Regions from separate parts of the Homo sapiens genome. Here region 1 is linked to region 2. A link is an interaction called in ENCODE POLR2A ChIA-PET data of the cell type or tissue named here. Cell type or tissue: Panc1. All regions are shown on one strand. Each heading gives the region's core, and the rest is flanking DNA. Links, peaks and the distances in the headings are about the cores only. Region 1 overlaps PPP2R3C (protein phosphatase 2 regulatory subunit B''gamma). Region 2 overlaps LOC107984628 (a long non-coding RNA gene).

Evidence for each region. Peaks named below come from ENCODE experiments on the same cell type or tissue, not always from the same donor. Only the 100,000 strongest peaks of a DNase experiment are listed, where the experiment ranks them.
Region 1: POLR2A ChIA-PET joins it to region 2 with 9 read pairs; 2 of 35 experiments call an interaction of 5 or more read pairs at or near these places.

The regions. Positions count from the first base shown.
Region 1 is chr14:35,101,423-35,108,121 of GRCh38, reverse strand. It overlaps PPP2R3C (protein phosphatase 2 regulatory subunit B''gamma), which reads left to right. Exons shown (of 13, transcript NM_017917.4): 6 at 748-818. LOC101927178 (a long non-coding RNA gene) reads right to left here. Exons shown (of 5, transcript NR_110415.1): 3 at 5,393-5,441. Among named protein-coding and RNA genes, the nearest start is that of PRORP-PSMA6, 17 kb to the left of the region's middle. RefSeq lists a silencer at 5,226-5,393. In Panc1, for the core only: no CTCF peak of the experiment used is centred there; no DNase peak of the experiment used is centred there.
Region 2 is chr14:34,687,539-34,694,237 of GRCh38, reverse strand. LOC107984628 (a long non-coding RNA gene) reads left to right here. Exons shown (of 3, transcript XR_001750947.2): 3 at 1,234-1,354. It also overlaps the pseudogene RPL23AP8. Among named protein-coding and RNA genes, the nearest start is that of CFL2, 24 kb to the left of the region's middle. In Panc1, for the core only: no CTCF peak of the experiment used is centred there; no DNase peak of the experiment used is centred there; H3K4me3 peaks cover 302 bases; H3K27ac peaks cover 2,629 bases.

The sequences.
Region 1 (6,699 bases), core at 623-5,622, 410 kb before region 2:
TGCTTGAACTCCTTATCTGGGAATCAAGTAGGTTTTTGGTCTGTGCTTTTATAAGTATTTCTTCTATGTGAAATCACTCTAAGTTTGAATAGTAGAATTTCTTATCTTTTGACCAAGATGTGTTACATAAACTTGGGTTAGCATAAAAAAACAAAAATTTTTTAAACCCTCATGTGTCTTAAAGATAATAGTAGACTAGAAATATTAAGAGCTGAACCAAGAGTTTTAATGTATGGTAATTTGAAATAATTTTAATTTACTGATAATTTTATTTTACCAGTATATTACAAGTTGAGTTGACTGATAGTTTCAAACCCAAAGCTGTAATATCAGTTTCAAGGAGCATCAATTAAACAGCTTGGACTTATGATTCCTACAAGTGCCATAATAATCTGTGAAAGCCTATTGTATACAATCTTTAATAATTGGTTGCTGTAATTAACCTCAGAAATAAAAGCAGCTTCACTGAAGGCATAATATTATACTAGCTGTCCCTGTTTGGTGGAACACCAAGTTTAATTGGTAAAGAACAGTATCTTCAAGGTGTCAATTTTATTATAGCTTTAGTCATGGTAGAATTGTTGAACTCTTCCATTCTATGGTTTTTTGTTTCAAGCAATTTTGTGGTGAGAAGAAATGTTTTTAGAGTTACTAGATTAGCTTGTCTCAAATCTGGCTCTTTATCTCCTTTTTCATATCTGAAGGATAGATCTTAAGAATTACTTTCATTTTCTTGTTTATTGTCAGTTTGGCTTCATCAAACAAGAATAGGACTCAGTTTATATGATGTCGCTGGGCAGGGGTACCTTCGGGAATCTGTAAGTGTTAACCTTATAGATATTATATTAACTCTTATAGACACTAAAATGTAAACTGTAGTTATCACTGGGTGTTGGGATTACAGGCTGTTCTCATAATACTTTGTTTTATTTCTGTCTGTGTGTGTTTGTGTGTACATATTTAGTTTTACTGTAACAAAGCAACTTGTACACTTTCAACTTTTAAAATTGAACATCATCTTTCCAGTGAAACAAAAAACAAATTTAAAATAAACAAAATTACAATAGAGAATGTCAATTCCAAATAAGATCCTACAGGTTCTACTGATTCTCCCATGGAGTAGCAGCCTTCAAGTCATCATTAAGAGAGAATTTATGCTGGGTGTGGTAGCTCACACCTGTAATCCCAGCACTTTGGAAGGATGAGGCAGGCGGATCACCTGAGGTCGGGAGTTTGAGACCAGCCTGACCAACATGGAGAAACCCTATCTCTACTAAAAATACAAAATTAGCCAGGCTTGGTGGCACATACCTGTAATCCCAGCTACTTGGAAGGCTGAGGCAGGAGAATCACTTGAACCCAGGAGGCAGAGGTTGCTGTGAACCGAGATAGCGCCATTGCACTCCAGCCTGGGCAACAAGAGTGAAACTCCGTCTCAAAAAAAAAAAAAAAAAAAAATGTATTGGCTGGGTGCAGTGGCTCACGCCTGTATTCCCAAGGCCTGTACTCCCAGCACTTTGGGAGGCTGACGTGGGCGGGTCACCTGAGGTCAGGAGTTTGAGACCAGCCTGACCAATATGGTGAAATTCCATCTCTACTAAAAATAGAAAAATTTGCTGGGCTGTGGTGGTGCATACCTGTAATCCCAGCTATTCAAGGGGCTGAGGTGGGAGAATCGCTTGAATCTGGGAGGCAGAGGTTGCAGTGAGCCGAGATTGCACCACTGCACTCCAGCCTGGGCAACAGAGGGAGACCCTGTCTCAAAAAAAAAGAGAGAGAGAATTTATTTTAAAGGTGTCATTTTAAACTGCAAGGATGCCCCTTAAAAATCACAATTAAACATGCCAAAGGAAAAGCAACGTTGTCAAAATGCTCACTTTAAACTATCAAAACGTTTCAAACCTACCCTTTGCTGACCTATAACCCCATTTTGTAAAATTTATTTTCTTTTTTTAAATAAGAGACAGTAGACAAGGATGCCGGGCGTGGTGGCTCACGCCTGTAATCCCAGCACTTTGGGAGGCCGAGGCGGGCGGATCACGAGGTCAGGAGATCGAGACCATTCTGGCTAACACGGTGAAACCCCATCTCTACTAAAAATACAAAAAAAAATTAGCCGGGCGTGGTGGCAGGCACCTGTAGTTCCAGCTACTTGGGAGGCTGAGGCAGGAGAATGGCATGAACCCAGGAGGCGGAGCTTGCAGTGAGCCGAGATCACGCCACTGCACTCCAACCTGGGCGAAAGAGCGAGACTCCATCTCAAAAAAAAAAAGACACAGTAGACAAGGAGATGTTGGTAAATGCTAACTGTCCATATTCACATAGAGACATAGTATACTCTGCGCTCAATAGAGGAAAGCAGCTAGAATTCTATGCACGACTACACAAGGGCCTAGCACCTTCCAGCTTCCAGCAGAGCAAAGGGAACAGGTTTTTCTTTTTTTTTCCATAGACCTCGGTGGTGTTGATTCCATATAGTTTTTGTTGAGACACAGGATGTTTCCGTTTTGGGGTTTGGTTTTTTATTTTTATTTTTTTTAACAAATGACATGTGTTACTAAACAAATGTTTAATGTATATTGACTATACAAATTCCTTTTTAGATTCTTTTTCTTCAAACTTTAAAAAAAAAAGGCCTTTTGGCTGGGCGCGGTGGCTCATGCCTATAATCCCAGCATTTTGGGAGGCCGAGGTGGGCAGATCTTGAGGTCAGGAGTTCAAGACCAGCCTGACCAACATGGAGAAACCCCGTCTCTACTAAAAATACAAAAATTAGCCAGGCATGGTGGTGGCCACCTGTAATCCCAGCTACTCAGGAGGCTGAGACAAGAGAATCGCTTGAACCCAGGAGGTGGAGGTTGCAGTGAGCCTAGATTGTGCCATTGCACTCCAGCCTGGGTGACAAGAGCGGACTGTCTCAAAAAAAAAAGCCTTTTAAAGGGGAAAATAAAAAGAATGTAGCATTTTAACATTTAAAAATCACTGAAAAACGTTTGATTATTCATGAGTGATATTAATGTGTCACTATTTTTTAAAGGGCCAAGAATTCCACCCCCCCGCTTTTTTTTTTTTAAGAAAATATAAGAGAAGCCAGACACGGTAGCTCACGCCTGTAATCCCAGCACTTTGGGAGGTGAAGGCGAGTGGATCACTTGATGTCAGGACTTCGAGACCAGCCTGATCAACATGGTGAAACCCTGTCTCTATTAAAAATACAAAAACATTAGCTGAGCATGGTAGCAGATGCCTGTAATCCCAGCTACTAGAGTGGCTGAGGCAGGAGAATCGCTTGAACCCAAGAGGCAGTTGCAGTAAGCTGAGATCATGCCACTGCACTCCAGCCTGGGCAACAGAGCAAGACTGTCTCAAAAGAAAAAAGAAAATATGAGAGAGAAAATGAATGTGACTGTATTCCCACCTCTGGGTTTAAGATTGCTAGGTCAGTTACCAAGAGGCTGCTTGTTTCCTATTAGGCACTGCTGTAATTAGGCCAAGTTATCAACAGAGAATTATAACTTCATGGTCCAAATGGCTATGCTTCTTCTGAGTATGGGTATCTAAATTATATGGACTTACTTTTCACCTCAGGCTTTTTTCCCAAATATACAGTGCTTTTTTTAAGATTGTAGGGGAGAGGGGAAGGGAGTTGGGCATGAATATAAACTAGGTTAATTAATCAAATAATTATTCAGATATAAGGGTTAAAGAAATGTAAATTTCTTGTTATAGTTCGTATGGTTCCTGCTATAATTTGTTGCATTCTGTTTTGTCTAGATTTCTGTAGATAGAATCTGTTAGCTCATTCTGAACATTTATACTGTAAAACCTTTCCAGGGGCACACTACAGTTCTCTTTAAGGTTCAGACCAACTTGAGAATAAAAGGCTCTTGCTTCTGGCAAGGAAGACATAATTAGCCACCTGCTGGTACTCGTTTAGAGGTCAGGTCCAAAACTGGAGTACTTCTCTAGCTCTGAGAATTCTTGTTAGCAGTTCACTTGATTTATAAAAACAGCAATATTGATTTATAAAAACAGTCCCCTGTTACTGCTTGTCTTGCCTCTTTCCATGGATGGAAACAAAGATTGAAAGAGAGATGAGCAAAAGGGAGAGAAAAGAAACAGTGTACTTCTATAGTTGTTTTTAAAAAGGAATAATTTTCCCCTTCTCTCAATGAAAGAAAACACTTTTCTCAAAGTATTTCTTCCATCCTTGGCCCATTGCCTTTTGAAACCCAGACTTTGTGTCTTACTAATTTGAAAGGCAGTGGCTTCCAGACCAACATTTATAATCTGAGTAGAGTATACAAAGTTTTATTCACTTATTAAATCTTATTAAGCATTTAGTAGACATTTATTTGGGGGCAGGTATTATTCTAAGCTTGTAGGGCTCATGTTTTACTTTGTGACAATCTGTTTGCCCAGATTTCTTTTTTTTCTTTTTTTTGTTTTCTTGCCCAGATTTCTGTAGATGGAATCTGTTAGCTCATTCTAAATGTTATACTTTAAAACCTTTCCAGGGACACAGTACAATTTTCATTCCCTTGTAGACCTATTTTTTCTAGCAGAGTGGGAAGACAGACACTAAATTATAAGCAGATAATATCAAATAGTGACAAGTTATATGTAGAAAATAAAACAGTAAACTAGGCAGGAATATGACTGGGATTGACAGACGATTTTAGGTAGGCTGGAAGGAGCATCTTTTTGAGATAGTGATTAAGTTTTAGCCATGAAGTACGAGAAAGAAGCCAGCCTTATGAAGATGTAGTATAGAGGAAACGGCAAATACAGTGTCTCCAAGGCAAAATTAAGCCTGGACCTGTTCTAGGAACAGAAGGAAGCCAGTGTGGCTAGAACAAGGACTATAGTAACAGAAAATGAAGTTGGAGAAGTAGGCAGGGGCCACATGTAGGGCCTTTTGGGCCACAGTAAGGACTTTGGATTTATTTTGAGGCTAACGGGAAACCATCGGAAGTTTTAAGCTGAGTCTGTCAGGATATGATTTACATTTTAAAAGATCATTCTGGATGCTGTATGGAGGATGTAAGGAACTCAAAGTACGGCCAGGCACGGTGGCTCATGCCCGTAATCCCAGCAACTTTGGGAGGCCGAGGCAGGTGGATCGCTTGAGCTCGGGAGTTCAAGACCAGCCTGGCCAACATGACGAAACCCCGTCTCCACTAAAAATACAAAAATTAGCTGGGTATGGGGGTAGGCACCTGTAATCCCAGCTACTTGGAGGCTGAGGCAGGAGAATCACTTGAACCCAGGGGATGGAGGTTGCAGTGAGCCAAGATTGAGCCACTGCACTCCAGCTTGGGCGACAGAGCAAGGCTCCATCTCTAAATAGATAAATAAATCTGGAGTATAAGCAAAATATTTAGGCACCTACCATGATAGTCCAGGTGAGATGATGGGCCCATAACTAGGGTAATTGGTGGCTGTAGAGAAAGCAAGAAATAGATTAATTCAATATATATTTTGGACTCCCCTCCTTCCCAGAAAAAACACAAATTGCTGCTAGATTGGATGTTCAGGGTAAGGAGTGTGAAGGCATTGATGAAGAAAAAGAGAAGCCAAAGACAAGTCTTAAATTTTTATTTTGAGTAACTGTTGGAATAGAGGAAAAGCAGGTGAGGACCAAGGTTGGAGATGACAAGAGAGCCCCATTTTGGATACTTCAAGTTTGAGATGCCAGTTGTCCTATAAACTTGAAAGTATCTCAGATCTACCAGAAATTTGATATTTGAAATGGTTAAAGCAAAAATAACATTGTTAAAATAAGTATAAGAAACCATGGGAAGGCACAGTGGCTCACGCCTGTAATTCCAGCACTTTGGGAGGCCAAGGCAGGCAGATCACTTGAGGTCAGGAGTTCGAGACCAGCCTGGCCAACATGGCGAAACCCCCTCTCTACTAAAAATACAAAAATTAGCCAGGCGTGGTGGTACGTGCCTGTAATCCTGGCTACTCAGGCTGAGACACAAGAATCGCTTGAACCCAAGAGGTGGAGGTTTCAGTGAGCTGAGATTGCGCCACTGCACTCCAGCCTGGACTGGACTGAGACTCCGTCTCAAAAAAAAAAAAAAAAAGAGAGAGAGAAACCATGGAAGGCTTTTAAATTTATAATCCTGTAATAGGGAAAGCCTTTCTAAGTATGACAAAACCCAGAAGTCTAGAAAACAATAAATTCAGCTAAATTTTTAAAGATCTATAGGGCAAAGCCCATGTTAAAGTAAAAAGAAAACAACAAACTGGGGGAAATACCTGAAACAGTCAGAAATGGCCAATTACCCTAATATATAAAAAGCTCCCAGAAATCAAGAAGAAAGCCATTAACCCAATAAAAAACTGGACAAAGATATAGATAATGTATAAAAAGTAAAATTCAAATGCTTCTTAATCATAAGAAACAACTAACTTCACATAAGAGAAATGCCAGATAAATCTACACTAAGTTGCCATTTTTCCCCTATCAAATTAGCAAAGATCAGAAAGTTTGAATTGACACCTTTAGTGTTTGAGTAATTTTTTCACAGTGCTTCTGAGCCAAAAGAAATCCCTAAAAGTTTCACTTATTAACTAGTTAATTTTAAACAATTTAATGAGTATTCATTAAGCTTATTAGCCATTTGAATAAATAATACACTTAAGTTGAAAGAAGATATTTTTATTTCATTCTTAAGTACAGTTATTAAT
Region 2 (6,699 bases), core at 789-5,788:
GCCTTTGCTTTGGCTTCGGCTTCGGCTTTAGGAGGGGCAGGCGCTTCCTTTTTCGCTTTTGGCGCCATCTTGTGAAAAGGGTCCTGTTTTCAAAAATTATATCACTGACCTTTGCTCAATAGGAACTGTACTTTGAGGTTTTTCTTTCAAAATTGGTAACGGATTTGCCTCTGGGTTTACCTTCCTTTCCCTCTTCGAGGGCATACATTAACAAAGGACTATCAGGTTTGGGACCATGCCATTGAAACGGGACAAGTTCCCTTGTCCCCCCTTGCAGGGCGTGCAGTGGGGGTGTGGCTCGCTTCTTCAGTGCTCCGATGCTCAGACTTCTAGAGGAGCCTACAGATGGGCAGGCTGTGGGGCTCCGACCCCACAGCAGTGTCTAGGGGTGAATATTTACAGCTCCTGAAGCCCCAGTGGGCGTGTGTTACAGGATGCTCTTTTAGTTTTGCTCTTTTAGTTTTGCTATCTCTAGGCAGCTTGTGTTAACCAGCTCAATTAGACCCTCTACCCTCTACCTTGTGGCAAGGACAGAGGGCTTTCTGTATCCCAGGTTCTTGCCTTGGTGTACCGGAAGAATCGGATCACAAGTGGGCTTGGAGAATGAGTGCAAGGTTTTATTGAGTTGAAGTAGCTCTCAGCAGATGGGGGAGCTGGTTTTCCCCTGGAATCAGACACGCGCTCCTTCGATTACCCTAGCCAAACTCCACGTTATTCTGCTGGTCAGTGGCCAGCCTGCATGCTGGTGCCTGGCGGTGCGTTCCTCTAGACGTCCAGCTGCCTGTGTATTCCTCCACCGAGGTACTCCTTTCCAGCTCCAGCTGCTTCTGTCTCTGCCTTGCTAGGGTCCCGGGTTTTTATAGGCACAGAATGAGGGCGTGGCAGGCCCAGGTGGTCTTAAGAAATGCAACATTTGGGCAGGAAATGCCTGACTACACCTTGGTCCCTGGGGGTGGAGCCCTAGCCAGGGACCACGCCCTCCTCTTCGGAGCACTTCCCTTCCCTTCTTCTGTGTCATTTAAAGGGACCAAGCTCTTCCCTTGCCAGCACTCTCCTTCCATATCACCATAACCACAGAAGAAAGAGAATTTACCTCCACAGAGCTCAAACCTTAATATTTTAGCGTAAAATATTTTAGCATGAAAGAACTCTAGTGGTTCATAAATCTCTTCACTTTCTTCTTTCTCTAACTGGACTGATTTTCAAACATCCCTCTTCTTTTCTCATCTAAAGCATTGCCCCTAGCCCAAGCAGTGGAACTCAAATCTGTCCCTGGAAAAAATGAGAATGGTGACATAAAATGTGAGCAATGGCTGGACGTGGTGGCTCATGCCTGCAATCCTAGCACTTTGGGAGGCTGAAGCAGTGGATCGCTTGAGCTCAAGAGTTCGAAACCAGCCTGGGCAACATGGTAAAACTCCATCTCTACAATAAATACGAAAATTGGGGCAACAGAGTGAGACTCTGTCTCAAGTAAATACATACATACATACATACATACATACATACATACATACATACGTACATACATACAGTGTAGGCAACACGATCAGGAGTCAAAGAAAAGTGGACAATTTCAGTCATTGGGAAAACATTTGTTGAATACTTAGTATGTACCAAACACAGCACTGACTTCCAAGTGTGTGGTTTCCCTCCAGGGACACATAAAACTCAAATCCAGTCAGATGTGCCAGGATTGGTTTCTATGTTTAAGTGTTCAGAGGGACTTTTTCAACCAAAGCAACTGGAAGACTTTTTGCAGCGTGTACCACTTACATAGCTAAAGCACATCCTATAGTAGATTTTTAACCTTAAACAGACATTGTTTAACAGGTTTAAAGAAGAAGCAGGAAAACAGGAAAATCCCAGCGGGGTGTGTGTGTGTGTGTGTGTGTGGTTTGGGAAAGGGGTGGTGGAAGGTGATTAAATGCTAACTTTCATACTTTTTGGAAATAAGTGGTGGTTGAATTTATGGCTTAATCAATAAGGGTTATTTTGGCTTTTTTGCCCTGTTCTGGGGTAAGGAAGACCTCAACCTTTACTCTGCATCTGGTCCTTAGCATAAAGTACTTACTCTGGGCTGGGCGCGGTGGCTCACGCCTGTAATCCCAGCACTTTGGGAGGCCGAGGCGGGCAGATCACGAGGTCAGGAGTTCGAGACCAGCCTGGCCAACATGGCGAAACCCCATCTCTACAAAAAATAGCTGCGCATGGTGGCGGCGCACGCCCGTAATCCCAGCTACTCTGGAGGCTAAGGCAGGAGAATCTCTTAAACCTGGGAGGCGGAGGTTGCAGTGAGCTGAGATCGCGCCACTGCACTCCAGCCTGGGTGACAGAGCGAGATTCTGTCTCAAAAAAAAGAAAAGAAAAGAAAAGAAAAATGTATTGCCACATTAGAGGTGATGATTGTTGAAGTGTGTGGTGTGCATGTATTTGTCCATTCATTTAGAAACAATTTGGTGAATACATTATGTAGCATCCTCAACTGCCCTAAAAGAGCTTTCGGAGAAGAAACGAAATGCAGATGGTCAAAATTTAACCATGGTTTGACTAAACGATTTTTCAACTTTTACGATGGTGAAAATGACATGCATTCAGAACTCTTCTAGATTTATGATGGTATTGCATCCAGATAAATCCATCATAAATTGAAAGTTTTTGACTTACGATATTTTCAATTTATGATGGGTTTATCTGAACATAACACCATCGTAAATGGAGGAACATCTGTATATGTCAATGGCCATACCACAAAGAGGAAAGTGTTCGTGCTGCACTTTAGATAAGGACGCTGTATGTTTTTGATGGTATAGTATTAATTCCATTAACTTGACTGTAAATAGCTCAAGGCCATTTAGAAATACCACATGAATAGAGGGAAAGTCCACTTCATTTACTTTTCACAAAGACAAATTGGGATCTTATTGATCCCCTTTGTAGCAAATGATCAAGCTAGAGAAATTGGGGGAATATTAAATAAATATCACTTTGGCATAAAAGGCTATGTCACATTAAAAGTGTATTTTTGTAACATATTGATTTCTCACATGCAGTTGCTTAATTCTTAGAGCACCTTCTATGAAGGCTTATTATACCACAAAAGACATGTCTACACCGGCAGGCAAAATTACATGGTAGAAAAGCCTGGCTTTTGCAGTCAGATGTGTTATTAGAATGCTTGTTCCTGCTTGGCCGGGTGCGGTGGCTCACGCCTGTAATTCCAGCATTTTGGGAGGCCGAGACGGGTGTATCACGAGGTCAGGAGATCGAGACCATTCTGGCTAACACAGTGAAACCCCGTCTCTACTAAAAATACAAAAAAATTAGCCGGGCGGTGGCAGGTGCCTGTAGTCCCAGCTACTAGGGAGGCTGAGGCAGGAGAATGGCGTGAACCCAGGAGGTGGAGCTTGCAGTGAGCCGAGATCGCCCCACTGCACTCTAGCCTGGGCAACAGAGCGAGACTCTGTCTCAAAAAAAAAAAGAATGCTTGCTCCTGCTTTATACTAGGTGCATGACCTTGGACAAAGTGTCAACTTTTCTGGGTGCCAGAGTCCTCGTCTGAAAACAGAAATAGTACTACCTCTAGGGTTGTTGGATAATCAATAATAGCCTTTTAAAAAATTGACACATTGGCTGCCGTGGCTTACAGCTGTAATCCCAGCAATTCAAGAGGCAGACTCTAGAAGATCACTTGATCCCAGGAGTTGGGGACCAGCCTGGGGAACATACAGAGACCCCGTCTCTACAAAAAGTTAAAAAGTTAGCTGAGGATGGTGGCGTGCACCTGTAGTCCAAGCTACTTGGAGAGGCTGAGGTGGGAGGATTGCTTGAGGCCAGGAAGTTGAAGCTGTAGTGAGCTGAGATGGTGCCACTGTTTTTTTTGTTTATTTGTGGGGTTTTTTAAATCAACTTTTTTTTGTTGTTTTTTGTTTTGTTTTTTGTTTTTTGAGACGGATTCCCACTCTATTGCCCAAGCTGGAGTGCAATGGCATGATCTCGGCTCACTGCAACCTCTGCCTCTCGGGTTCAAGCAATTCTCCATGCCTCAGCCTCCCAAGTAGCTGGGGCTACAGATGTGCCCCACCATGCCCGGCTATTTTTAGTATTTTTAGTAGAGATGGGGTTTCACCATGTTGGCCAGGCTGGTTTCAAACTCCTGACCTCAGGTGATCCACCCACCTCAGCCTCCCAAAGTGCTGGGATTACAGGCATGAGCCACTGCACCCAGCCCGTTGTCTCTTTTAAATGTTAAAAAATAAATACGGCCGGGCACGGTGGTGCAATTACACCTGTAATCCCAGCACTTTGGGAGGCCAAGGAGGGTGGATCATGAGGTCAGGAGTTCAAGACCAGTCTGGCCAACATAGTGAAACCCTGTCTCTACTAAAGATACAAAAAATTAGCCAGGTGTGGTGGTGTGTGCCTGTAATCCCAGCTACTCGGGAGGCTGAGGCAGGAAAATCACTTGAACCCAGGAGGTGGAGGTTGCAGTGAGCCGAAACCACTCTGTTTATTTTGAGACTCTGTCTCAAAATAAATAAATACATAAATACATAAACAATGCTGTTATGAATCTTTGTGTACAAGTTTGTTTGTGTGGTTGTATGTTTTCATTTTTCTTAAAAATATATGTACCTATCTGTCATATGCTAGTAATATGATAATTATGTTTAACTTTTTTTTAAGAGACAGGGTCTTGCTCTGTCACCCAGACTGGAGTACAGAGGTACAATCATAGCTCCCTGCAGCTTCCAACTCCTAGGCTCAAGTGAGTTTCCCACCTTGACCTCCCCAAGTGCTGGGATTACAGGTGTGAGCCACCGTGCCTGGCCTGTTTAACTGTTTGAGGACATTATTTTTATTATGAAAATTTTCAAAAGCTGAAAGAATGGTACAGAGTACCTGTATCTCTCCATTTAAAGTCAATAATTTTTGACATATTTTCAGATTCACATCCCCATTTCTCTCTCTGATTTCATTTTTTAGAGCCAGCACTCTTAACTACTAAATTACATTTGTCCCCAATTGAATGAATGAACATAGGTAAAATAGTATAATCCTTGGCCAATAATGGCTACTCAATAACATAAATTCCGTCCTCTCCTCCTTTCCTCAATACTTAGAAATATAGGATCTGGAGCTCTTATCTCTACATCAAGATAAGAGAAGTGAAAACTGAATTAGATTCATGAACCTCCCTGTCCGCAGTGTTCCTGGACCAAGGTCAGTGGAACTAGGAAAGTGGCCATCCAAACTGTGATGATTCAGGGGTTCAATTGCTGGTTGATTTTACTAGGGTGAGATAATTAGGAAGGGCAAAATATATTCTATGAATAGATAAATTAGCAGGGGGAAAAAAAGAGTCCAACCATCACAACTGTTTTTTATTTCAAGGTAGCAGGAACTTCAGCTCACACATATGCAAACAAACCTATTCTAAAGCAAAATTTAAAATCTCATGTGCTAATGCAGACTTTTTCACATCCCTCCCACTGAGTGCCTGGACATAAGGAAGGAACTGTGTAAGTGAACTGACCAGTGCTGAAGTTTTACCAAAACACCAACAGAAAGGGTCAGTTTCTTTCTGGACAGTGATATTGAGCAGGTGAAAAGTATGGCAGCTCATTACTCTACTTTTCACTGATTTTTGAAAATAATCAACCATAACTTTAGATCCTTGGGGTCCCCAGAACAACTTTCACTCCCGTGAAATCCACATGCTTACAAGAAGCTGTTGGGCTTACTGGAATTTTTATGAATTCCAAACCTGCCAATCATAATTTTCAGGCATCAGACCTTTAGCAGCCACTTCTTATCCAGAGATATTCCTGTAGCAGAGGTTTTCTCCCCATTGCTGAAATAAATCTAGTGAGATTATGAATACTTTTGGTCTTGCAAACACCCAGTTGTGCTGCCTGAGTCCTACTAGATTCAGACCAGACATTCTGAACCCTGGCTGTGCATCAGAAAGAGACCATTATCACTTCTAGCAAAATTAACAATTTCTTAATCTAATCTAATACCTAATCTATATTTAAATTTTCCCAATTGTCTCCATAATGTCATTTTACAGCTTGTATGTTCAAACTAGAGTCCAGCAAAGTCCACACACTGTTTGTTTTTTATTCTTAAGTCTCTTATAATCTAGAACAATCTTAAATACCCCCAGCGCCCCCACACACACACTTTTTCTTAATGCCATTGACTTGATGAAGAAACTAAGTCAGTTTGTCCTGTAGAATGTCCTACCTTCTGGATTTGTCTGATGGTTTCCTTGTGATGGCCTGCCTCTGTTCCTCTATTTCTTGTATTTCCTATAAGCTGGTAGTTAGATCTAAACGGTTGCTTAGATTCAGGTTACACAATTTTGGTAAGAAATTTTATAGCTTATGCTGTGTCCTTCTTACTGAATCACATCAGGTGCACAAAATATCTGGTTGCTCCACTGACAGTGAGGCCAAGATTGATCAGTGCAGTCAAATGGTCACAGTCTGATCTCTCCCATTACAAAGTTGTGTTTTCCCCTTTGACCAGTAAACTAATCTGTGGACTGCCCTTTGGTCCTTTTATTTACCACCACCATGTGCCGTGTTTACAACCTGGAAGATTAAAGGGAAAACTAACTAACTAAATAATTATCTTTTCTTTTCTGGTTTGAATCAGTAGATTGAAATCATACAATGTTCTCTGATCAGCTGG